2 separate regions of the Homo sapiens genome follow, and region 1 is linked to region 2. Evidence: read pairs that join two places in POLR2A ChIA-PET (ENCODE). Cell type or tissue: PC-9. All regions are shown on one strand. Links, peaks and the distances in the headings refer to the core of each region. The heading gives the core; the rest is flanking DNA. Region 1 has its middle 17 kb from the start of NANOG. Region 2 holds the start of NECAP1 (NECAP endocytosis associated 1).

What was found. Peaks named below come from ENCODE experiments on the same cell type or tissue, not always from the same donor. Only the 100,000 strongest peaks of a DNase experiment are listed, where the experiment ranks them.
Region 1: POLR2A ChIA-PET joins it to region 2 with 9 read pairs; 3 of 35 experiments call an interaction of 5 or more read pairs at or near these places.

Annotation. Positions count from the first base shown.
Region 1 is chr12:7,801,720-7,811,184 of GRCh38, forward strand. No RefSeq gene overlaps it. Among named protein-coding and RNA genes, the nearest start is that of NANOG, 17 kb to the left of the region's middle. RefSeq lists enhancers at 78-579, 3,074-3,595, 3,596-4,115, 6,082-6,581 and a silencer at 5,254-5,413. In PC-9, for the core only: CTCF peaks have their summits at 5,340 (motif pointing left) and 5,543; DNase peaks (open chromatin) are centred at 3,742 and 5,342.
Region 2 is chr12:8,072,770-8,090,405 of GRCh38, forward strand. NECAP1 (NECAP endocytosis associated 1) reads left to right here and starts at 9,505. Exons shown (of 8, transcript NM_015509.4): 1 at 9,505-9,614; 2 at 17,167-17,267; 3 at 17,426-17,530. The coding sequence starts at 9,520. RefSeq lists enhancers at 4,360-4,861, 8,767-9,966, 9,398-9,617, 9,688-9,747. In PC-9, for the core only: CTCF peaks have their summits at 5,807 (motif pointing left) and 6,010; DNase peaks (open chromatin) are centred at 4,632 and 5,782; H3K27ac peaks cover 886 bases.

The DNA.
Region 1 (9,465 bases), core at 3,445-7,444, 270 kb before region 2:
TCTAGAAAAAATACAAAAAAAAAAAAAAGTAGCCAGTTATGCTCGTGCACACCTGTAGTTCTAGCTACTTTGGAGGCTGAGGCAGGGTGATCCCTTGAGCCCATGATTTTGAGACTGCAGTGAGCCTGTGTGACAGATGAAGACTCTTGTTTGTTTGTTTTTTGTTCTTTTGTTTTTGTTTTCTTAATGAGTGTGCTCTCTAATATGCTGCACTCTGCACTCAAGCCCTCTTCTAGCTTCTGAGAGCTCAGGCTACAATAGGAAGATACTCTGTTAGCCTTGAAGCTAATCTTTATTTTTCTTTATTTTATTTTATTTTTTGAGACAGAGTCTCGCTGTGTCACCCAGGCTGGAGTGCAGTGGCGCAATCTCGGCTCACTGCAACCTCTGCCTCCCAGGTTCAAGCAATTCTGCCTCAGACTCCCAAGTAGCTGGGACTACAGGCACACGCCACCATGCCTGGCTAATTTTTGTATTTTCAGTAGAGGCAGGGTTTCACCGTGTTGGTCAGGCTGGTCTCCAACTCCTGATTTCGTGATCTGCCTGCCTCAGCCTCCCAAAGTGCTGGGATTGCAGGAATGAGCCACCATGCCCAGCTTTTTTTTTTTTTTTTTTGAGATGGACTCTTTTTCTGTCTCTCAGGCTGGAGTGTAGTGGCTCACTGCAACCTCTGCCTCCTGGGTTCAAGCAATTCTACCTCAGCCTCCCGAGTAGCTGGGATTACAGGTATGTGCCACCACACCCAGCTAATTTTTGTATTTTTAGTAGAGATGGGGTCTCAAAAAAAAAAAGGGAGAAAGGATGGTAGCATAAGACGGTATACTAGAGAAACACTAAAATAGGATAGGCAAAATATGAGCCTTTAAAAGCTTTAAGGAGTAACATACTTAGATTTGCATTTTAGATTGTTCTCCCTGTACTACGGGAAGGTATTGGAAGGGAGCAAGACCAGAGATTAGTCTATTTTAATGATTATGCCTATTTATAAGGGCCTAGATTAGGATTCATTGGGAAACAGTGTGTTACATATGACAGAAGTAAGGAGATGATCAAAGAATGATTTCATAGCCGGATGTGGTGGCTCATGTCTGTAATCCTAGAACTTTGGGAGGTCAAGGTGGGTGGATCACTTGAGGTCAGGGAGTCCAGGACCAACCTGGCCTATGTGGTGAAACCCCTTCTCTACTAAAAACACAAAAAAATTAGCTGGGCATGGTGGCGGGCGCCTGTAATCCCAGCTGGCTTCAAGCAATCCACCTGCCTTGGCCTCCCAAAGTTTTGAGATTACAGACATAAGCCACTGTTCCTGGCTCAAGTATACCACCCTAATCAAAATTATTTTTGGAGTTTTTTTTTCCTTCTTCAACAGTTATGTTAGAGATTATGGATTTTTTTGTTTGCTTTTGTTTGTTTGTTTGTTTTGCGACGGAGTCTGGCTCTGTTGCCCAGGCTGGAGTGCAGTGGCGTGATCTCTGCTCACTGCAACCTCCACCTTCCAGGTTCAAGTGATTCTCCTGCCTCAGCCTCCTGAGTAGCTGGAATTATAGGCATGCACCACCACACCTGGCTAATTTTTTGTATTTTTAGTAGAGACGGGGTTTCACCATGTTAGCCAGGATGGTCTCAATCTCCTGACCTCGTGATCTGCCCGCCTCGGCCTCCCAAAGTGCTGGGATTACAGGCGTGAGCCACTGGCCCGGCTTTTTTTTCTTTTTAGATGGAGTCTCGCTCCTGTCTGGAAGGCTGGAGTGCAGTGGTGTAATCTCGGCTCACTGCAACCTCTGTCTCCCAGGTTCAAGTGATTCTCCTGCCTTAGCCTCCCAAGTAGCTGGGATTACAGGTGCCCGCCACCACGCCCAGCTAATTTTGTTTTTGTTGTTGTTTTTGTGCAATTGGTTGTCAGCCCATTTTACACATTCTTCTAGAATTGGCCATTTCTCCAAGAAGCATTAGTTACTTTTAGCAAGGAATAATATTTAGAGATCAGAACTGATCGCTGGTATTGCTATAATTAAGGGTAGTTGCAGATATTGACTTTATGTGCAGACAATTGAAAATCCAGAAAAATCTCAGAAGTCTTTCTGTGACTTCTCCTCACATATTATCCAAAATTGACATAAGCCCATGATTAAACTAACAATTTGGCAAAGCGAATGAGATCATTACAATTTGCCTCCCACCGCTGGGTATAGTGGCATACATCTGTTATCCCAGTATTTTGGGGGCCGAGGCTGAAGGAACACTTGAGGCCAGGAGTTTGACACCAGCCTGGTCAACATAGTAAAACTCCATGTCTACAGAAAAATTTAAAAACTTAGCCAGGTGTGATGGTGCGTGCCTTTGGTCCTAGCCAGTCAGGAGGCTGAAGCTAGAGGATTGCCTGAGCTCAGGAGTTTGAGGCTGCAATGAGCTATGACCGCACCACTGCACTCCAGCCTGGGTGACAGAGGGAGACCCTGTCTCTAAAAAAATAGTAATAAAATAAAATAAAAAGATTTACCTCCTAACTAAAAGACATGGCCTTCAGAAGAAGTTAAGATAATTGTATGTGAATGGAAAACGAATAGTTTCTGCTACAGCAACCAGTGTATATCTGCTCTAGTACAGCTACAACTAAATCAATTTTACAAGGTAGAGAGTCCAGGAAGACTACCAAATATATATAGAAACTGCATATTTGATTAAGAATTCTAGTTTAGATCACTATATTATTAGTTAGAAAAACAGGCCGGGAGCAGTGGCTCACGCCTGTAATCCCAGCACTTTGGGAGGCTAAGCTGGGCAGATCGCGAGGTCAGGAGTTCAAGACCAGCCTGGCCAACATGGCGAAACCCTGTCTCTATTAAAAATACAAAAAGTAGCCGGGCGTGGTGGTGGGCACCTGTAATCCCAGCTACTTGGGAGGCTGAGGCAGGAGAATCGCTTCAATCCAGGAGGTGGAGGTTGTAGTGAGCAGAAACCAAGCCACTACACTCACTCCAGCCTAGATGACAAGAGCAAGGTTCTGTCTCAAAAAAAAAAAAAAAAAAAAAGAAAAACAAGGCACAAAACCATATGAATGATTTATTCTATTTGAATTAAAAAATATAAGTCACATAGATACAAACATTTTCTGGGAGGATAAAAACATACGCCCAAAATTTACATTTCAGATGAATAGATAAATAATAAATTATTTAGGAAATAAAAGTAACAATTCTCAGTTTGGGGGAAAGTTGATAGAGTCCTGCTTCATTCTAGGTTACATGAAAGCTGGGTGCCATGGCTCACACCTGTAGTCCCAGCAATTTGAGAGGCTGAGGTGGGAAGATCACTTGAGCCCGGGAGTTCTAGACAAGGCTGGGCAACATAGCAAATTCCCATCTCTACAAAAAATAAAACAAATTAGCTGGACACAGTGGTGCTTGCCTGTAGTCCCAGCTGCTTGGGAAGCTGAGGAGGGAGAATCAATTGAGCCTGATGGTTGAGGCTGCAGCGAGCTGTGATTGTGCCACTGCACTCCAGCCTGAGCGACAGAGAAAGACGCTGTCTCAAAAAACAAACAATCAAAAAACAATAGGCCGTGAGAGGTTGCTCACACCTGTAGTCCCAGCATTTTGGGAGGCCTAGGCGGGTGGATCACTTGAGGCCAGAAGTTCAAGACCAGCCTGGCCAACATGGCAAAATCCAATCTCTACAAAAAAATACAAACATTAGCCGGGCGTGGTGGTGCATGCCTGTGGTCTCAGCTATTCGGGAAGCTGAGTCAGAAGAATCACTTGATTGAACCCAGGAGGCAGAGGCTGCAATCAGCCTAGATCATGCCACTGCATTCCAGCCAGGGAGATAGGTGTGAAACTCTGTTTCAAAAAAAAGAAAAAAGAAAAGAAAATACACACATTAAAATCTCAGCTCCACCATTATGACCTTGGGCAAATTATTTTGCAGGCTTTTAGGTCTTCCCTTTTGTGTAAATAGAAATAATACTTGAAGTGATTTCTGTCATCTAATATGTATTTTGTCTAGCTCATAGAACATATACAATTAATGTCAGTTACCTGCATGGCAATGTAAAATGTGATCATCCTTTGATACACCCCCTAGGACTGTATGCCAAGGCATTAATCAAACAACCACATAAAGATACTCATTACAGCACTGTTGGTAATAGCTAAACAATTTTTTATTTTTATTTTTATTTATTTATTATTTTTGAGGCGAAGTCTCAATCTGTCACCAGGCTGGAGTGCAGTGGCACGATCTCGGCTCACTGCAACCTCCACCTCCCGGGCTCAAGCAATTCTGCCTCAGCTTCGTGAGTAGCTGGGACTACAGTTGCGCACCACCAAAGCCAGCTAATTTTTGTATTTTTAGTAGAGACGGGGTTTCACTGTGTTGGCCAGGATGGTCTCGATCTCTTGACCTGGTGATTTGCCCACCTCGGCCTCCCAAAGTGCTGGAATTATAGGTGTGAGCCACTGCGCCCGGCCAAAAATATTTTTTTAAATCTAAATGTATATCAATAGGACTTTCCTTAAATGTGTTATGATATATTGGAGTACTTATGTAGCCATAAAAAACAAAAAAGATGGCCAAGTGCAGTGGTTCATGCCTGTCATCCCAGCACTTTGGGAGTCTGAGTCTGGTGGATCACAAAGTCAGGAGTTTGAGACCAGCCTGACCAACATGGCAAAACCCCGTCTCTACTAAAAATACAAAAATAAGCTCGGCATGCTGGCCGAGTGCCTGTATCTCAGCTACTTGGCAGGCTGAGGCAGGAAAATTGCTTGAACCCGGGAGACGGAGGTTGCAGTGAGCTGAGATTGAGCCACTGCACTCCAGTCTGGGCAACAGAGTGAGACCCTGTCTCAAAACAAAACAAAACAAAAACAAAAAGGATGAAGCAGATTTAAATGTATGGGAAAATTCCATTATTAAGGTAAAAGAGCAGATTCGTTTATAGGTTGTGATCCCATTCATGTCATATATGGAGATAAATTAAGTGTGGAAAGATAGATACAGATATAGAAATAAAAGTAATAGTTATCTCTAGGAAATAAAATTAGGAGGCATTTTTTGCTTTTCCTCTATTTTTAGAACATATCTGACAAAAATAATAGATAAATCTATTTGGAAAGCATAAGAGTAGCCTCTATGGAACTAAATAATTGCTAGTAAAAGTAACATTTCCGTGAACATTTTTGAAATATGAAAATAACTCAAGTACTTGTACTGATACCTTTAGGACATGCTAGAATACTGGAACTCTTGCTTTTGAAACACAGATTAGACTGTCCCTCTTTGGGCAAAGCCATTAAGTCAATGTTAAGCTCACTGAGAGAGTCACACCCCCCTCTAGTGGTCTACCGTGGCACTGGGCTCACCAATCTCCCAACTGTTTTACAATGATAGGGAACTTTCCTTAACCATCACATGTTCAGGGACAAGGGAATGGATGCCCAGACATATTCTTCAATTACATGTGGTTCAAGATAGAAATCAATTGAGAATGATGGATCAGATATACTCAGATGTACTTGATGAAGTAGAAGTTCCTCTAAATGGAATAAACTGGAGGCCCTAGGGAAAAAAAAATGGATTGAAAACCTTAGCAGAATAAGTGACACTGCTTTTACAAGTGATTCATAGTGGTTATAAACTAAGCCAGCAGGCAGACATGGAAATGTTCTTGGAAGAGTGTGTTTAGATATTGTAATGAAGATACAAATTTGCTGAGGACATTGGAAAAAAGAAATCTGTTGCTGTGGAGTTTAACTAAAAGTGTATCAGTCTCTTTCATCTTTTTTTTTTTTTTTTTGAGACAGAGTCTTGCTCAGTCGCTGAGGCTGGAGTGCAATGGTGTGATCTTGGCTCACTGCAACCTCCGTCTCCCGGGTTCAAGCGATTCTCCTGCCTCAGCCTCCTGAGTAGCTGGGAAGTAGCTGGGATTATAGGCGCCGCCACCATGCCCAGCTAATTTTTAATTTTTGTATTTTTTAGTAGAGACGGGGTTTCACCATGTTGGCCAGGATGGTCTCAATCTCCTGACCTCGTGATCCGCCCACCTCGCCCTCCCAGAGTGCTGGGATTACAGGCGTGAGCCACTGTGCCCGGCCTCTCTTTCTCTTTTGTCACCTATTTAGCTTTAGAAAATTGGGTAGCAAGCCCGCAGGTGTGTATGAACAGGGCCACGGTTGAACAAAGACTAACAGAAGGCAAGCTGAACAGAGTGTCGGAGTCATAGGATTGGCTTCAGCTTCCCTCACAGTTTATAAGAGATCCTTGTGGAGATTCATGGTCAAGATCATGCGTTAGCTGAGGAAAATTCAGAGTTTATTAGAATCAGAACATCTAGCACAGCTACAGTATGGGACAGGTGCGGGACATCCAGCAACATGGCACCAGGGAGGTAGGCTCCTGGGATCTACTGCCAGTCTTTAGGAGTAGTTCACAGCCCAACACTTGTGGGGGATGACGTGAGCTAGTCATTTTGGATTGAAAGCTTGATGTTGCAAATATTATGTTGTAGAAACTCTGGATTCTCTTGTGTTCTTCTGGGCATTTTGTATTTTTGTTCTAGTAGGCAAAAACGTTATCTTCCCAGCAACGAGCAACAGCTGATCTCTCTATCCTGCTCTAGGGTCTTCATCTGCTGCTTTTTGGCCTGGAGACACCTGTGCTTGCAAAATTCGCTGGTCAGTCAGGAATTTGGGCAGAAAATATGATCAGACTTTTAGGAATGACTTTCTCTATGGTTTTTTTTCCCCCCTTTTTAGTTGTTTTTGGTAGGATTCACTCCTATTTTTTTTTTTTTTTTTTTGAGACGGAGTCTCGCTCTGTCGCCTAGGCTGGAGTGCAGTGCCATGATCTCGGCTCACTGGAAGCTCTGCCTCCTGGGTTCATGCCATTCTCCTGCCTCAGCCTCCCAAGTAGCTGGGACTACAGGCGTCCGCCACCACACCCGGCTAAAATTTTTTTGTATTTTTTAGTAGAGATGGGGTTTCACCGTGCTAGCCAGGATGGTCTTGATCTCTTGACCTCACCATCCACCTGCCTCGGCCTCCCAAAGTGCTGGGATTACAGGTGTGAGCCACCGTGCCCAGCCAATTCACTCCTAATTTCAAACTGCTCTGTTGGTTTTGGGCACTTCCAGCCATAAAATTTCAGCTTTCTGCACACGGCCCTGGGTTCATTCCCCAGCACCATCACCAAAAAAAAAAAAAAAAAAAAAAAAATAGATTTCAGTTTTCTGTCACCTGAGCTGTGGAGGAATGAGGAATACATTCATTTTTTTTAATCTTTTTTTTTTTTTTTTTTTTGAGACAGAGTCTTGATCTGTCGCCCAGGCTGGAGTGCAGTGGCGTGATCTTGGCTCACTGCAAGCTCTGTCTCCTGGGTTCCTGCCATTCTCCTGCCACAGCCTCCCAAGTAGCTGGGACTACAGGCACCCGCCATCACGCCCGGCTAATTTTTTTTGTATTTTTAGTAGAGACGGGGTCTCACCGTGTTAGTCAGGATGGTCTTGATCTCCTGACCTTGTGTTCTGCCCGCCTCGGCCTCCCAAAGTGCTGGGATTACAGGCGTGAGCCACCGCGCCTGGTCAATCATTTTATTTTTAACATTACTTATTTTTATTTTTTACTTTTTTTCAGTTTACATTTACATGAGCATTTATTTTTTATTTTTTATTTTTTATTTTTTTTTGAGACAGTGTCTGGCTGTGTCACCCAGGCTGGAGTGCAGTGGATCGATCATAGCTCACCTCAGCCTCGAACTCCTGAGCTCAAGTGATCCCCCTGCCTCAGCCTCTCCAGTGGCTAGAATTTCAGATATGCACCACCACACCTGGCTAATTGTTTTTATGAAATAAAATTTTTTTAAATTTATTTTTGTAGAGACTGGGGTCTTGTTACATTGTCCAGGCTGTCCTTGAACACCTGGCCTCAAGCTATTGTTCTGCCCTGGCCTTCCAAAGAGCTGGGATTATAGGCATGAGCTACATGGGCCGGTCCAAACTTAGTGTACTCTTTTTTTGTCTTCTCCCAGGCTGGAGTACAGTGGTGCTATCATGGTTCACTGCAGCCTCCAACTCCTGGGTTCAAGCAGTCCTCCCACCTCAGCCTCCCGAGTAGCTGGGATTATAGGTGTGCACCACCATGCCCAGCTAATTTTTTTTTTTGAGATGGAGTCTCCCAACTGTTGCCCAGACTGGAGTGCAATGGTGCGATCTCGGCTCAAAGCAACCTCCGCCTCCCAGGTTCAAGCGATTCTCCTGTCTCGGCCTCCCAAGTAGCTGGGATTACAGGCACATGCCACCGCACTCTGCTAATTTTTGTGTTTTTAGTAGAGATGAGGTTTTTCCATGTGAGCCAGGCTGCTCTAGAACTCCTGGGCACAAGTGATCCGTCCACCTTGGCCTCTCAAAATGCTGGGATTACAGGCGTGAGCCACTGCCCCTGGCCTGACTGTAGGATTTATCAGGCTTTACCCTGTCTAAGTTTATGGGTTTCTGCTCCTACCAGGAAGGTCCTACTCTTTCCCTGCTTTTCTCAGTGTTCCTACCTTTCAATAATAAAAAAACAATTGGCCGGGCGCGGTGGCTCACGCCTGTAATCCCAGCACTTTGGGAGGCCGAGGTGGGCGGATCAGTTGAGCTCAGGTGTTCAAGACCAGCCTGGCCAACATGGTGAAACCCCGTCTCTACAATACTACAAAAATAGCCAGGCATGACAGTGTGTGCCTGTACTCCCAGCTACTGGGGAGGCTGAGGCGGGAGAATTACTTGATCCCTGAAGACTAAGGTTGCAGTGAGCCGAGATCACACCATTGCACTGCAGCCTGGGCAACTGAGAAAGACTCCATCTCAAATAAATAAATAGTTAATTAATTAAAAAAACAATTGTAATGTGAAAGGCTTGGTCGCTCGAATCTGAAGTCCAAGCTAGTCAGGAGGCTGAAGCCGGACAGTTGCTTGAGCCCAGGAGAATAGCCCGGGCAATACAGTGATATCCTGTTCCCCTCCTCCGATAAAAAACAATTATAATCCTTGGGAAGACAAATTTTAGTATAATATACTTTTTTTGTTTTTTGAGATAGGGACTCTGTCACTCAGGCTGGAGTGCAGTGGTGCGATCTTGGCTCATTGCAGACTCAATCGCCTGGACTCAGGTGATTCTCCCACCTCAACCTCCCAAGTAGCTGGGACTACAGGCATGTGCCACCATGCCCGGCTTGTTTTCTTTTGTTTTTTGAGATGGACTCTCCCTCTGTCGCCCAGGCTGGAGTGCAGTGGCACGATCTCGGCTCACTGCAAGCTCCGCCTCCCGGGTTCACTCCATTCTCCTGCCTCAGCCTCCTGAGTAGCTGGGACTACAGGCGCCCGCCGCATGCCCCACTAATTTTTTTTTTGTATTTTTAGTAGAGACGGGGTTTCACCGTGTTAGCCAGGATGGTCTCGATCTCCTGACCTTGTGATCCGCCCGCCTC
Region 2 (17,636 bases), core at 2,978-6,977:
CAGCCAAATTTGGCATGATAACTCAGACAAATCTTAGTGATTTAAAGAAAATCTAACAAACTTTGCTTATTCTATCGATTTATTGGTTTTTGACTTTCTATTATAGAGTGTATCTAGAATAGCCAGGTAGGAGAGGCTGAAGTGGAAGTAAACTGAATGTAGGTACATGTTTCATTAACACCCTTTGTGACTTTAGTTCTATAAAGGCAAAAGTGAACAAGGAGATAAGGGAGGAGACCACCCCTCATATTGTCTTATGCCCGATTTCTGCCTCCAAAGAAAGAAGAAGTAAAAACTAAAAGGCAGAAATGGAATCCACAAGCAGACAGCCTGGTGCCACACCCTGGGCCTGGTAGTTAAAGATCGACCACTGACCTAATTGGTTATGTTATTTATAGATTACAGACATTGTATAGAAAAGCACTGTGAAAATCCCTGTCCTGTTCTGTTCTGATCTAATGACAGTGCATGCAGCCCCTAGACACGTAACCCCTGCTTGCTCAATCGATCACGACCCTCTCAGGCGGACCCCCTTAGAGTTGTGAGCCCTTAAAAAGGACAGGAATTGCTCACTCAGGGAGCTCGGTTGTTGGAGACGTGAGTCTTGCTGAAGCTCCCAGCCGAATAAAGCCCTTCCTTCCCTTCTTTAACTCGGCGTCTGAGGGGTTTTGTCTGCGGCTTGTCCTGCTACAGAGACAAGTCTTCTGTGTATGTCCAACTGATCTAATGAGAAGTCATAGAAGCTTTTTTTTTGGAGGGGAGACAGAATAGAGGACTACTGAGGGGTAGATGGCTCTCGTCAATGTAGGTCAAGATATATTTTTGATACAAAAATTAGCCGGGCATGGTGGTGCAAGCCTGTAGTTCCAGCTACTAGGGAGGCTGAGGCAGGAGGATTGTTTGAACTTGGGAGGCAGAGGTTGCACTGAGCTGAGATCGTGCCACCGCACTCCAGCCTGGATGACAGAGGAGACTCCGTCTCAAAAAAAAAAAAAAAAAACAACAAAGAAGAAAATGTGTTCTCCATTTCTTTTCTCCTTTGCTCTTTCTTCTCCATTTCATTCCCACTAAAATGCAGGCAAAAGAAGGTGAAGACACATAAACATTTCAGATAAAATGCTCCTTCTAAATCTCTTCAAATCATACTACACTGGGCAGATTTGTTAGCCATTAGGAGAAAAGGTGTTTTTTTTGTTTTTTTTTTTTTTGAGATGGAGTCTCGCTCTGTCGCCAGGCTGGAGTGCAGTGGCATGATCTTGGCTCACTGCAATCTCTGCCTCCCGGGTTCAAGCGATTCCCCTGCCTCAGCCTCCCGAGTAGCTGGGACTACAGGCATGCACCACCACACCTGGCTAATTTTTAGTATTCTTTTAGTAGAGACAGGGTTTCACCGTGTTGGCCAGGATGGCGTCGATCTTCTGACCCTGTGATCCACCTGCCTCGGCCTCCCAAAGTGCTGGGATTACAGGCGTGAGCCACCGTGCCTAGCGAGAAAAGGTTTCAAAGTGGCAATTATATTTTAGTTGTTATGTTCTGTTGTATATCTTCTGAAGTGCCAAAATATCAATTGTATCATTGTTTATATTTCCCTAAACAAACATAATACTTATTTCAAATGCTAGTTAGTATTAGTAATAACGTACACAGGATGGTTTATTAACTAGGCTCTGTGCTAAGCACTTCATTGGTTGTATGCCGTTTAACTCACGCAGCAACCCAATGATGAGATAGGTAACTCATTGTCAAACAGGACACTGACATGCAAAGTAGCTATTTACCTAAGTTCACACCACTATGTAAATGACAGAGCTAGAACCAAAGAGCTGGCCTCCAGAGCTTCTGCTGTTAGCTGGAATGTTTCCCTAAAAGTGAATACTCTCATTATTTTAGGCAGTCATATTTTATAAAGTCATGGGGAACACATCAAACGATCAATACTTTTTTTTTTTTTTGAGACTGAGTCTCGCTCTGCCTCTCAGGCTGGAGTGCAGTGGCGCAGTCTGGGCTCACTGCAATCTCCACCTCCCGAGTTCGAGCGATTTTCTTGCCTCAGCCTCCTGAGTAGCTGAGATTACAGGCGTCTGCCACCATGTACGACCGATCAATACATAATCTTGTTTTATGTGTGTTTCTGTTTAAAGATGGCTTATTTATTAATTAATTATTTTTAAGACGGAGTCCTCCTCTTGTCGCCCAGGTTGGAGTGCAGTGGCGCGATCTCGGCTTACGGGAAACTCCGCCTCCTGGGTTCAAGCGATTCTCCTGCCTCAGCCTCCCAAATAGCTGGGATTACAGGCGCCCGCCAGCACACCCAGCTAATTTTTGTATTTTTAGTAGAGACTCTGTTGGCCAGGCTGGTCTCAAACTCCTGACCTCAGGTGATCCACCCGCCTCGGCCTCTCAAAGTGCTGGGATTACAGGCGTGAGCCACCACGCTCGGCCAATGGCTTATTTCATATACTTTGCTGATTTATCAGCATTGACCTTTATAACGAAAGCTCTATAACTCATCCCTGAATGAAGTGTAGCTAACACGCATGTTTCCTCTGTAAGGTGTATCAAAGCCTTCTTATGTTTAGGAATACTAGACAGTATTTCAGCACTACGCTCGGTGGCCATTTTAAATGATAAAATCATTTAAAAACAACAAAAAACCAAAAATTCAAAAAAAGGGGCACTAAATAGACTGCGAAAAGGATACTTGTTTATAGTATGAAAGCTAAAACAAGAAGGCAGTATCACCTTGTTTGACAGCTGGATAAATTCTAGTAAGTACCTGATTTGCAAATATGTGATCCATAAATAACAAGTATCTACTGTAATCGCTGTAACTATTGTATATTCTGTCCCTTTTATAGATGAAGAGGTTGAGGACAGAAGGAAAACATTATTGACAGAGAATTGCATATTGGTTAACGACCTGGGTTTAGAGATAATTAGATATATGTCTACCACTTATGGCTGTGGACAAATTATTTAATCACAATGTATCAGTTTCTTCATCTGTAGAGTGGGCATGATCATAATAGTACCTATGTCATATGATTAGTGATATAATGCATATAAGCATGTAGAACAGGACTCAGTACTTGATAAATGTTAGTTATTACTATCATTTAACCATAGACATAGCAATGCTAGTAATACATACAAACATTTAACTATAAGTTATAGTCAGCTGTTGCTTTGGTACCAGGAATTTCGGGTTCTGTTCCTGACACTTAAATATTAGATGAGCAAGTCACTGACCTTTCTGTAACTCAGCATACTTTTTATGAAAATGGGAATAACATTACCTACTCTACGAGATTGTTGTGAGAAATAAATGAGATAGTATGCGTGAAAGCATTTTGTAATCTTAAAGATCTGATATCAATATTACGTAATATGATCGTCATTATTATTATACAGAATGTTTATTGTTAAAATCGGTATCTGAGAACTTAGTTGCTCACCATAATTTATTGTGTGTTATATCATATATTTGGAAGAATGCATATAATTAATAGATACATTCTGAATAATAAAATTACCATCCATGAGCTTACCATTCAGCATCAGAAATAGAATGCTACCATTTTCTCTCAAGCACCCTCTGCAAACTACCCTGATCTACCTCCTGCACCTCCTTACCAAGTAATCACAACTGGAAATTTTGTATTTATCATTTTCTGTTTTTTTGAGACAGAGTTTCGCTCTTGTGTGCAGGCTGGAGTGCAATGATATTTGTTAATGGTATTTGTGCAATGGCACGATATTTGTTAATGGTATTTGTGCAATATTTGTTAATGGTATTTGTGCAATGGCATGATCTTGGCTTACGGCAACCACTGCCTCCTGAGTTCAAGTGATTCTCCTGCCTCAGCCTCTGGAGTAACTGGGATTACAGGCACTTGCTACCACGCCCAGCCTGTATTTATCATTTCCTTACATTTCATAAAATGTTTACACAATCTTAGATTTGCCTTTTTTTGAAGATTGTATAAATGGGACAGTTTTATTTTTAAATTTATTTTCCCCGCTTAGTATTTTATTTTTGTCATCTATTCATGTTGATGCACACAGCAAGTAGTTCATTTGTGTTCACTATTTATACTATCCCATTGTTTGTTCTAATGATGGACATTTATTTCCAATGTCTTGCTATTATAAATAGTAAACAGCACTGCAGTGAAATTCTTGCGCATTTTTCCTACTGTATATTTGCAGGAGTTGCTCTACCTAAGTAGGGAATTCAGGGGTAATGAGGTATGAGCATATTCCATTTTACCAGATACTGCCGAAGTTCCCATTGCCCCACATCCTTACCGGCACTGGGTATTGACAGATATTTAAATTTTTGACAATCTGGGGTGTAAGAAATGTCCTCTAAGGCTCTTCAATGAATAAGCTCATCACTCTGGAAATCAGCTATTTCCTTAGTAAGTCATCTGCACTCTAGTAACCATAGCAGGTAGTAGAAATTCTTTCTGCTGGGTTTTCGTTTGATGGTGTAGTAGGGGGATGATGGAGTTGGGGGAAAAAGCAGATATCTTTAGTTTTCGGGCCTGGTCCTTCTCCTAATTACACCCAGCACCTGCCAGATGCCTCACATCCTCATTAAGCAGCGGAGAGTCACAAAGGGTGAGTCATTGCTGTAAATCTCCCTGGGGCCAAGTTTTATTCATGTTCTGAAGCTATTATATAGCTTGGACATGTAGGAGGAAAGGATATTTCCCTTAAATCATCAGGAAACAGAATTCTAACTTAAAGTGTCCCAAGTGAGACGTATCCTTTGCTTTTCAGGCTGTAGAACCTGATGTCTTTTCTTCATGAATAGTATTAATACTAAAGTAGCTTTGATCCTAAGTTCTGTAGTTATAGGACTCTCAATCTTTTTTATTTTTTTCTCTCTCTAGGTTTCTAGATTATTGTCATTTAAACTACAAATATTGATTGAACACCTACCATGTGCCAGGCACTGTTCTAGGTGTTGGGGATACAGCAGTAAATAAATCAAAGTTAGAATTCATTACCCCTCAGATTTGAAGATTGTCAAATTTACAAGCAAAGCCAGTTTAACCTGACACAGCAGCTACAGCACAACACTGCAGAGCAAGGAGTAGGTATGGCTAGATTTAGGTCAATGGCTGACTTTAACTGCTATTTGATTAAAATATGAGATCATGGTAAGACCAACACAGCGTTTTCAACTTTAAAAAATGTTCGTTTTTTGAATTGTTGAAATTGATGGAGGCCTTACCTATCTCACAGTGGAAAGAGTGTTAGTTTGTAAATCATGAGATATGAAGTTCTGATCCTGACTGCATCACCAACTATGTCTTTGGATGAGATCTGAACTGAAAGGTTACTAAGGTCCACTCTAGCTAAAAAAAATCCTGTAAACTATGATTCGAATCTCATTACAATTTTTATTACCACTGCATGTGTAGCAACTTCAGGATTTAGGAAAATTATACTTTAACAAATACCATTGATAGCAGTACCCTGAGCAATGATAAGTCAGAATTTAATCTGTGATAAATACCTTTTTGTGTGTGCGTAAAGAAGAGCTGGGAAATATGTTACTGGTAGGGCTAAGTTAAGAAAACCATAAGTTATTTTCATGTTTAAATGACATCTAAAAGTGACCAAGATTTGAGATGGGTAAGGCCTCCATGAATTTCAACAATGCATTTAAAAAAACAAGCTTTTGTTAAACTTGGTTAAATCATATACTTACAAAGCCACATACAAGAACACTAGCTTGACTTAGCACAGTCTACTCAGCCCAGAACCTGTGAGCTGTGTAGCTACTACCCCCCGGTGGTGGGCAAAGATAAGTTCGAGACAAGACATTTTTAATTTTTTTATTTTAGTTTATTTTTTTTTGATACGGAGTCTCATTCAGTAGCCCAGGCTGGAGTGCAGTGGCATGATCTTGACTCACTGCAACCTCCGTCTCCTGGGTTCAAGCAATTCTCCTGCCTTAGCCTCCCAAGTAGCTGGCATTACAGGCATGCACCACTATGACCAGCTAGTTTTTGTATTTTCAGTAGAGACAGGGTTTCAACATGTTAGCCAGGCTGGTCTTGAACTCCTGACCTCAAGTGATCTGCCTGCCTCAGCCTCCCAAGGTGCTGAGGTTACAGGCGTGAGCCACTGTGCCGGCCCAAGACATTTTTAATTATTTTGATTGGGAAAGAACAAATCATCCCTGTTAAGGCAGGCTGAAATGATCATTCATTTAGCAAATAAACATACAGAGTTCTTACTATAGTCTGAAAACTGTGCTAGATACTGGGAAAACACAAACCTGTTTCTTTCCCTTGGAAAACAGAGATGCCAACAAGCAGTTGAATGCAATGTGCTAAGAACTAAAACAGCTGTACAAATGTTGTGGGAGCATAGAGGAGGCAGTTACCAGTTCTATTTAGAGAAGTTGAGGAAAACTTCTGAGATAAATTGATATTTAGATTAGATCTAAAGGCATCTTACCAAGGAATGAACGGGAAGTGCATTTCAGTCTGGACAAATATGTTCAGCATGAATAAAAATGGCATGTATGGAAAATTATGGCAATGTGATCAGTTAAGCTAGAGAAGACATCGTGGGTGAGAGTGAGGAAGACTGTATTTTTTTCTGTTTCTGTTGAGATGAAGCAAGAGAAGGGAAATTTAAATTTATATAAAGAAAAAACATGGTTAAGTAAGGGTTTTTTTTTTTTTTTTTTTTTAGGTGAAAGGACTTGAATATACTTACATGGTGAGGGAAAGGGGTGAATGGAAAATGAGTTTTAAGATACAGGAAAGAAAGGAGATAACTGATTAACCAGGTCCCTGAGGAGATTGGTCCCTGAGGAGAATCCAGGGCACACACAAGTGGATAGGAGAAAGAATAGATGAAGATGCAGATAGGAGTATGAATAGGGTGTCATTAAGTTGAGAGAGTTCACACAAACTTTATTTTCTTAGGGAAGTAGTAAGATGTTTTACCTGTCAAGAAAGAAAAAGAGAAGACTTAGAGTTGAAGGCCTGAAAGGGCAGCAAAATTTGGAACAACCATTAAAGGGAATGAAAATAAAAACTAGCAATGGCAAATCTGGGTGTTAAGGGCAAAGCTGAGACTCAAACCCATAAACTTTTAGGGACACCAATCTTTATAATTGTGTGATTTGCTTTTGGAGAATGATGGAGGGAGATGGTTGGAATATATAAGACTGGAGTCTTTTGGGTTGGCTGTGATGGAAAGACAAAGAGGAAAGGAAACTTAAGGATGCTGGCAAGAGAACTGTTGAAACAAGGAGATGGGAGGAATAAAGAGAAGGCTAACAATGTGCAGAACATGAAGAAGAACAGGTGAGGTAGAAAAGAGAGGTAAAGATAGTTAGAATTTATGTCAAGAGATTGTATGGCTAGGAAGAGTTAACTATATGGGCTTTGAAATCTCTAAAAGATTTGGGAGAAGAGGAAGAGTATAAACTAGTAAGAAGGTGAACCAGAAGCCAGAATCCTCCAAAAATGATTGCCAGTGATAACACAGAACAGAGAAAAAAAAAGAGGTACAATGTGGTGTAGTCATATGACCTAGGCTTCAGATGAGATCATAGGGTCAGAAATAAGGAACAACAAGTAATAAACCACTTTTCTGTCTTTATTTTTCTTTTAACATGTATTCAGTGACAATAATAGCTATATAAATCTTAAACAACAGAGAAATATATGGAGGAGAAAATAAGTTTCTTTCCCCCACTTAGCCTTATATCCTTTGAAAGCCTTCTCAATGCATTTACATGCATGCATATATAATTTTGGGGTGTTTCGACAAAAGTTGATAATGCTGTATGTTTTTTGCAGTTGGCTTTAAAAAATCTTGGATCTCTTTCAATGGCTAACCCTTTAGTTCAAAACATCTCATAGTAATAGATATACCATTAACCATTTCCCATTGATAGATGGTCATTTTGTTTCCATTTTTTTCACTATTACAAACAATGCTGTAGTATTATTGTACATACTTTTTTGTGCATATAAGGATTTCTCTACAATATTTATTAGTGAAACTGCTAAATTGAAGATTACGTCCAATTAATATTTTGATAAATTCTGTTAATTTCCCTTTTAAAAATGCCGTGCCAATTTACATTCCTGCCAACAGTGTATGAGATTAGACTGTTCCTCACGTCCTCGCCAGGGATAAATGTGGTAATTCTTTTTGAAATTTAAGATATCACTTTCCAAGGTGGAGCAGACAAATTAGAGGCAGGTTTGCTTTTTTTTTTTTTCTCATTAAACTTTTTTAATGGGTCTCAAAATTCTGTGACAAATTTTTGGATGTTTCCATTAAAAAGTACTGATTTAAAAAACTAATAACTTAAAACTGCCACACGCAAAAAAGAAAACCAGTGGTCCACAAAACATTCTCCTTTCCTTCTGAAGAAGAAAACCAGTGGTCCACAAAACATTCTCCTTTCCTTCTGAAGGTTTTACGATGCATTGTTTTCATTAACCAGTCTTTTACTACTGAACTTAAATGGCCAGTTGAAACAAACAGTTCTGAGACCGTTCTTCCACCACTGATTAAGAGTGGGGTGGCAGGTATTAGGGATGATATTCATCTAGCCTTCTGAGCTTTCTGGGCAGACTTGGTGACCTTGCCAGCTCCAGCAGCGGTGAAGACTGCTGCTGTTGTAATGAGGCAGGCTTGAGTTTCTGTCTCAGTTTTGCCACTTGCTATCTGTACTGTCAGGGTGTTGTGGTTAAGTTTACCTTTGGGGCGCAGAAAAAGCATATTTATGGTGAGAGTTCGGTAGCATTTATCATTATAATAGAACTGGGAGCTAATATAGGCCATTAGATAGTTCATTATGCTTCCGATTTTATCAGGAATTGGGTTGATCCCACGTATAGTCTATTTAACAGGATCAAATTTTCCAAAAAGATAATCGGAATACACGCCGAAAGTGTGGCAAAACATTTTAACAGGTGTCGTCCTGAAAAATCGGAGATAAAGAGTGTAAGGCACTAAATCAAGTTGGGTGTTTTCAGCGTTTAGACTCTGGAGAGTTGAAATCCACGGTGTCTATGACCAGATCATACATCATTCTCTGCAGGTACCTCGTCTGGGACTACCGGCTGGAGGTTGCCTCTTTTCTGCCAGGAGACTACAGTTAGGAAGTGACTCCTGTAAGAAAATCCGTCACGATTCAATATGGTCCTCGTCCTCGTAGGACACTCCAGGCACCTGCCTAGAGTAAGATGGCGCTTTTCGTAAGCACCTCTCCAGGACAGAGATTTCCATAACGAGAGTCACGCACTTGCAGGCCATCTTTGCCATTATCCAAGACGGTGAGCCGTGCAGCCTCATCGTTTCCAGGTTTCAATATGGCTCCCCGCGTCACCGAAAAGGTTAATCTCAGAAACTAACTTGAACTCGCGCGGAAGTGACGCAACAGAAGTTGTCGCGCTTTGCATCTCCGCCTCCCGTGCTCCGCCTCCGGTCTTACGTTTCGCCCCCGGCAGCGCCGACAGCGGACCCAAGATGGCGACCGAGTTGGAGTACGAGTCTGTGCTGTGTGTGAAGCCAGACGTCAGCGTCTACCGGATTCCGCCCCGGGCCTCCAACCGCGGTTACAGGTACTAACCCCGAGGCGCTGCCGCACACGCGTACTCTGTCGCAGATGACAGCTTCCTTCTCAGCTAGCACGCTGTCCGTCCCTGCCACTACTACCTCTGTATTGTCACCTTGCTAGCCTCCCTACCTGGGTTGTCATCTCCCTGACCACCTGCTCCATCTCCACTCTGGACTGTCATCACCATATTTCTGCCGTTTTTTTTTTTGTTTTGTTTTTTATTAAATTACCACTCTGCGTTATTCCACTCTGCCTCTCCCGTAATCCCCTGGGGCACCCATCTGCTCCCCATCATGCACTTTCAGTCGTGCTTGCTCCATTGCCAGTCCCCTTTCATTCGCTCTTCCCTGCGTCCTTCAGCTTATCATCCTCATCCTTTCTCTCTCTCTCTCTCTCACACACACACACACACACACACACACACACACACACACACACCTTTCCAGTTCCCCATGCACATTTATGGGTAATCGTGTTGCTTGCCACTCTGGATTATCTGATTTATTTTTTGTACTGTTGTCAATTTCGTCACCAACTGTCATCATCCACCATTCGGTTTTTCCTTCAGCAGTTTTACCAGTGAGCAAAGGTTATGATCATAAGCTTTACAACGGTTGTTCATTCTGTTTCTTCTCATTGTATTTTCTTGATGATTATATAGTATTTTCTGTCTTCCTTCCCTACCTCCCTTCTTAACCTCTCCTACACCTTTTCCCTCCAAAGTTGAGGCAGCATTTTTCTCTGTTGGGCCTAACTACCTACCTTGTAATCCAATGACTGTGAGGTTCTGAGGATGCTATAGGACATTATGTAGTTGAAAGACAGTTCACTGGGCTTCATGTTAAACCATATGAGTGTGAGCCCTTTCCAAGCCTCAATTTTCTCATCTGTAAAATAGAAAAAAAAACCTGTTAGTGATGATACCTGCGCTCTTATAATGTGCTTAACAAGGGTTTTTGGGAGAGTAAAATTAAATCATATAATGGATGTGAAAGAATGTAGGAAATGCAATAAAGCAGTTACAAATACTATTTGTTTGTTCTTTTTTTTTTTTTTTTTTTTTTTTTTGAGATGTAGTCTCACTTTGTTGCCCAGGCCGGAGCGCAATGGCTCAATCTCAGCTCACTGCAACCTCCGCCTCCTGGGTTCAAGCGATTCTCCTGCTTCAGCTTCCTGAATAGTTGGGATTACACGCATGCACCACCACACCTGGCTAATTTTTGTATTTTGAGTAGAGATGGGGTTTCACCAAGTTGGCCAGGCTGGTCTTGAACTCCTGACCTTGTGATCTGCCCACCTTGGCCTCCCATAGTACTGGGATTACAGGCGTGACACCACGCCCAGCCGTCGTTTTTTTTTTTTTTTTTTTTTGTTAGAGAGGCAGGGTCTCGTTCTATCATCCAGGCTGGAGTGCAAGTGGTGCAATCACAGCTCACGGCAGCTGTGTACTCCTGGGCACAAGGGATCCTCCTACCTCAGCCTCCCAAGTTGCTAGGGCTACAGGCATTGCCTCACAATGCCTGGCTAATTTTTAAATTTTTTTGTGTAGACAGGATCTTGATATATTTCCCAGGCTGGTCTCGAACTCCTGGCCTTAAGTGATTCTCCTGCCACAGCCTCCCAAAGTGTTGAAATTACAGGTGTGGGCCACTGCACCTGGCCAAGATACTGTTCTTATTCTTCTCTCTGACCCACATCATCATTGTGATTTTTCCTCCTGGCATTTATCATTACCTTGGCTGAAAAGTTACCCTCTCCTTATGTCTGTTATTTTGCCCCTTACTGGCGTTTTATTCATCATGAATCAATATTTTTATGCTTGCTGACCTGTGCGCTGGGCCCTGTGGGTTGCACCTTTGGCAAAGAGGTAGCAGTTCTGTTTTTAATAAGCTTTTAGTTGGACCCCAAACTGACCCTAAGTAGAAATCAACATGCTTTTAGATGGTAGTTACAGGTACTATATGAGTCACTTAAACATCACCTTCTTTGGGAGGCCCTATGTGACCCTTCCATTCTGGTTTAGATATGCACCCTGTGTGCTTCCATAGCACCTTTTTCTTTTTCTTTTTTACTTTAAGTTCTGGGATACATGTGCAGAATGTGCAGGTTTGTTACATAGGTATGCATGTGCCATGGTGGTTTGCTGCACCTATCAACCTGTCATCCTCGCCCCTCCCCCGAGAGGCCCCAGTGTGTGTTGTTCCCCTCCCTGTGCCCATGCGTTCTCACTGTTCAACTCCCACTTGTGAGTGAGAACATGTGGTGTTTGGTTTTCTGTTCCTGCATAGCACTTTATTCTTATCTCTATTCCAGGGCTCTTCATTTTGTATTGTAATGGATTACAGTGGATTGTACAATGGATTGTTTAGTCTCCTTTTTTCTCCAGGCTAGACTGTGAACAACTTGAGATCTTTTTAACTTTATATTCCCAGGGTCTAGCACAGTATCTGGTACACTTTGGGCACCCTGTAAATGTTGACTGAAAGAAGAAATCAGTAGATTACACAGAGAAACCTAATCACATAAAGTGGCATTGATTGAACTGTTAAATAAGGTCAAATAGCTCATTACTTCCAACTTTAGGAGTTAAGACTCCTAAAGGATATGATACATATTGAAGTGGGATTATATTCTTTTTCTTGAAGTTTTTTTTTTTTTGAGATGGAGTCTGGCTGTGTTGCCCAGGCTGGAGTGCGCTGGCGCAATCTCAGCTCGCCACAACCTCCGCCTCCCCGGTTCAAGTGATTTTCCTGCCTCAGCCTCCCAAGTAGCTGGGACTACAGGCACGTGCCACTATGCCCAGCTAATTTTTGTATATTTAGTAGAGACGGGGTTTCACTGTGTTGGCCAGGCTGGTCTCAAACTCTTGACCTCGTGATCCGCCTGCCTTGGCCTCCCAAAGTGCTGGGATTACAGGCGTGAGCCACCGCACCCGGCCTACTTCAAGCTTTTTAAAACACCTCCCCTCTCACCCATCTTCTCTATCTTCACTTCTTAGTTTTCCACAACCTTTATACTTACATCAGTTAACTGCACTGAGCCATTAAAGCAGTTTCTTAATTTTCCTCTTTTTCCTGTTATCCTTCTGTGTTTTCCATGTCTACTGGCATTTTTTATCCTCCAAGAGGCACCTTATCATCAATCACTTTTTTAGTACAGCACATGAAGAGAGCGGAATTAAGTTTGAATAACGATATTTATTTGCTGGGTTACCTTTGGCAAATCACCACTTTTGAATGTTAGTTTCTTCATTTGTAAAAATGACTATAACAATACTTACCTTGTAGGATCCTCTCACTTAATCTTCTTTTTTTTTTTTTTTTTTTTTTTTTTTTTGTTGTTGAGACAGAGTCTCGCTCTGTCACCCAGGCTGGCGTACAATGGTGTGATCATGGCTCACTGCAATCTGTGCCTCCCAGATTCAACTGATTCTCGTGCCTCAGCCTCCTGAGTAGTTGAGATTACAGATGTGCACTGCCATGCTTGGCTAATTTTTTGTATTTTTAGTAGAGATGGGGTTTCACCATGTTGGCCAGGCTGGTCTTGAACTCCTGGCCTCAGGCAATCCACCCACCTCAACCTCCCAAAGTGCTGGGATTACAGGCATGAGCCACTGCGCCTGGCCCTTTCACTTAATTTTCACGAGAATGGGCATAATGCCTGGCACATAATAAATGCTTGATAAATGCTGGTTTTCTTTTTGTTTGCATAATCTTTCTTATTTACCAGAACCCACTTTATATTATAAGCAGGATTTATTCTCTAGGCTGACATTAAAGGACAAACTGGGCTTTTTAGAAAGCAGGAGGAATTTTTCCTTTGAGTGACTGGTAAGATTAGAGAGAATAATTGATTTTAATTCACCTAGTGTAAGCTGTTCGTTCCCAGACTTTCACTGACCAGACTTCTAGACTATGGGAAGGAAAATTTGGGTTGACAAGAAACTTATCAGGCTGAGTGCGGTGGCTCATATCTGTAATCCCAGGACTTTGGGAGGCCGAGGCGCACGGATCACTTAAGGTCAGGAGTTCCAGACCAGCCTGGCCAACATGGTGAAACCCCGTCTCTACAAAAATACAAAAAACTTAGCCAGCCGTGGTGGCGCACACCTGTAGTCCCAGCTACCTGGGAGGCTGAGGCAGTAGAATTGTTTGAACCCGGGAGGCGGAGGTTGCAATGAGCTGAGATCATGCCACTGCTCTCCAGCCTAGGCGACAGAGCAGGACTGCGTCTCAAAACAAACAAAAAGGAAACTTACAAATGCTTAGAAAACAATCTGGGTGCGGTGGCTCACTCCTGTAATCCCAGCACTTGGGGAGGCCAAGGCGGGCGGATTTCCTGAAGTCAGGAGTTTGAGACCAGCCTGGCCAACTTGGTGGAACCCCGTCTTTACTAAAAATACAAAAGAAATTAGCTGGGCATGGTGGCCTGTGCCTGTAATCTCAGCTACTCAGGAGGCTGAGGCAAGAGAATTGCTTGAACCCGAGGTTGCAGTTAGCCAAGATCGCGCCATTGCACTCCAGCCTGGGTGGAAGAGTGAGACTCTATTACACACACACACACACACACACACACACACACAAATAAATAAATGGTTAGAAAACAGTTTTCCAACCTATAAAACTATTTTTTTTTAAAAAAAAATTCTTCACTACCCTCTTCCCTTAGCTAAATCAATATTAACCTCTATAATGCGTTTCAGTGTAATGAAAGAATAATGGACTTTAAAGTTAGGCATTATTACTTACTGTGTTATCCTTTCCATCATTTAGAGAGAAAGAGAGGTATGACAGGCTTTTCATGCCTATTTCACATATCTACTATAAGGACATAATAAGATGTACATTTGGAATCTTACTGTGAATCATCATAGTGGTTTTTTATTTATATATATATAAAGTTTTATTACTAAGGTAAATGAAAATTTGTAAGGTAAGTTAAAAGTATTGTCAGAGGACAAGCAAAATCAAGAGTTCTTTAGATTAGGTCTTGGAGTAGGAAAGGAACTAAGGCTCAAGGCTGAGGGAATCTGCTGCCATGAATATCCATTTACTTACAGAATTTGTTAAGTATCGGACACTAGATACACAAGAGAAATAAGGAACTCATCCAAGAAAAACACATTTAATAGACTTGTTCCTAATTTTTTTTTTTTTTTTTTAGAGACAGGGTCTCACCCTGTTGCTCAGGCTGGAGTGCAGTGGGGCGATCATAGCTCACTGCAACCTCAAATTCTTAGGCTCAGGCAGTCCTCCTGCCTTGGCCTCCCAAAGTGCTGGTTATAGGCGTGAGCCACGGTGCCTGGCTGTTCCTAATATTTTTAATAGCCCATTTACATGAGCTCTTGGTGGCATGATTATAATAAGTAATAACTCATTAATATAATAGATGAGGAACTTTAGAGCTCTCTAATCTGGATCAGATTTAGGTACTTGAGGGTCTTTGAGGGCAGGGAATCAAGAGGGAAGAGAATGGGAAGGACTTATTTTACAGATCCTGTTCAAAACCTGTGCTAATTTTCACTTTCATTTTCCTCCTTTCAGCTTTTTACCTCTCATCTTGTTAAACTCATTCTTGTTCAAATATACCTTGTGGTTGCTTTTTTAGTCTTTAAGTATTAGTCTTTGGTTTCTTAGAAGATGAATTATTAATAACTTTTACTTTGCTAATCTGTTTTCCATACTCCTGGCAAAACAAATCACAAATACAATGTTTTGTAAAATTCATCATAAATAATCTTAGTTGTTGTTCAAGTTGATTATAACACGTTTTATAAATTTCTGATGTTTTCATGGCCGTTTGTATCTCCAGCCCAGATGTCTTTCTTGAACTCGTCTCATATATTTTACTGCCTACTCTACATCTCTTGAAAATCTACTAGACATCTCAAACTCAGCATATTTAAAACTGAATCCCTGATCCTTCTTCCTAGATGTGTTCCTTCTCATCTCAATAATTGGCAACTCTTTGCTCAGGCTAAACACCTTGGAGTTGTCCTTGGCTTCTATCCCCTATCTAATCCATTAGAAAATCCTGCTGCTTTTACCCTAAATATATCCTTCTCTTCTATCCCATATCTAATCCATTAGAAAATCCTGCTACTTTTACCCTAAATATATCCAGAATATAGCCACTTCTGCTACCATTGTGACTTTTCTAGATTACTGCAGTAGTCTCTTAGCTAATCCCCCTGCTTCAGTCCTCTTATCCCAACAGCTTTTCTCCAGACAGCAGATGTAGTAATCTTTTTAGAATATAAGGGAGATCATGTCACACCTCTGCTTAAAATTTGTAATAGCTCTTTTTTCACTCAGAGTGAAAGCTGAAGTTGTTACTATGACCCACAAGGCCCTGCGTGATCTGGCCGTCTGTTACCTCTCCCACCTTGTCTCTTCCTCTGTTCTAACCACAGTGCTTCCTTGTTGTCTCTCAAACATGCCAGGCATGCCCCCACCGTAGCACCTTTGGGCTAGCTGTTCCTTATGTCTAGAATGCTTTTCCCCCAGACATCTGTATGGATAACTCTCTTGCTTCACATTCTAGCTCACATTTCACCTTAATGAGACCTACCCCAACCACCCTCTTGAATGCTACAACTTGTTCATTCTCCCACTGTCTTCTTAATCTTCCTAATTTGCCTCTACATTTTCTTTTTACCTTAGAACTCACCACTTTCTAAGATACTAATTATGCTGTTTATTATGTTTCTTTTTTATTTTCTATCTTCTGTTAGGATGTAAGCCTCATGAGGGTTGGAATCTTTGTTTTGGTTGCTGTTGTATCCTAAGCATCTGGAACAGTGATGCATCTGTCCTAATAAGTACTGTATAAATATTGATTGAATTCAGTGAAAGATAGTATATTTACTGATTTGGGAGGGCTCCCATTACCTAGGATATTTAATGTAGTAGACTTTGTTGTTATCTGATTAGTAAAGCATGGTTATCTAGTATACCATCTATAGTTTGAAAATAGCATCGTTATGAGAAATTTTATTTATTTCTTTATTTGAGACCAAGTCTCGTTCTGTCGCCCAGGCTGGAGAGCGGTGGCGCAGTCTCGGCTCACTGCAGCCTCCACCTCCCAGGTTCAGTTGATTCTGCCTCAGCCTCCCAAGGGATTTCAGGCGCACGCCACCATAACCAGCTAATTTTTGTATTTTTAGAAGACGGGGTTTCACCGTGTTGGCCAGACTGGTCTCAAACTCCTGACCTCAAGTGATCCACCCACCTTGGCCTCCCAAAGTGCTGGGATTACAGGCTTGAGCCACCATGCTCGGCCAGAATTTTATTTTTTATTGCTTTTATTCGTGCTTTTCCATCTTTTTAATGATGCTTATTGGACTCCAAAGTCCTCAAGTAGTAGCATTGTCTTTTACTTGCTTTGGACTGTATGTAACATGAGGCATCTAAATAGATCATGAATTATTCTTGTTGATTAATAGGTAGAAAGAATAGGCAATCCAGGATAGGGAAATAGAAATACAGTCAAAGATTGTGGGTGGGCGTTAGTAAATTAAGGACATGTGCCTGAGGCTTCCTCTTTTCCTGTCCTAGGGCCTCTGACTGGAAATTAGACCAGCCTGATTGGACTGGTCGCCTCCGAATCACTTCAAAAGGGAAGACTGCCTATATCAAACTCGAGGATAAAGTTTCAGGTAATCTTTGCGGGTGACCCTCTAACATTAAGAATATTAATTTGGTGTGCTTTTATAAGTACCTTCAATTTGGGGACTGGAATGGAAATACTACTTGTTAATTGGGGTTCTGGATTTTGGCTTGCTTTACTCAAAAAAGTCTTTCTCTTATCTGTCAGGGGAGCTCTTTGCTCAGGCACCAGTAGAACAATATCCTGGTATTGCTGTGGAGACGGTGACAGATTCTAGCCGCTACTTTGTAATCCGGATCCAGGATGGTACTGGTAAGAGAACTGGGATTTTGAGTGGAACGAAGTTAGGAAAACAGGTGAATGCACAGCCATGAAAAGTGTTTCCGATTGCATTTATCTTTCTTTGGTTTACTTCATT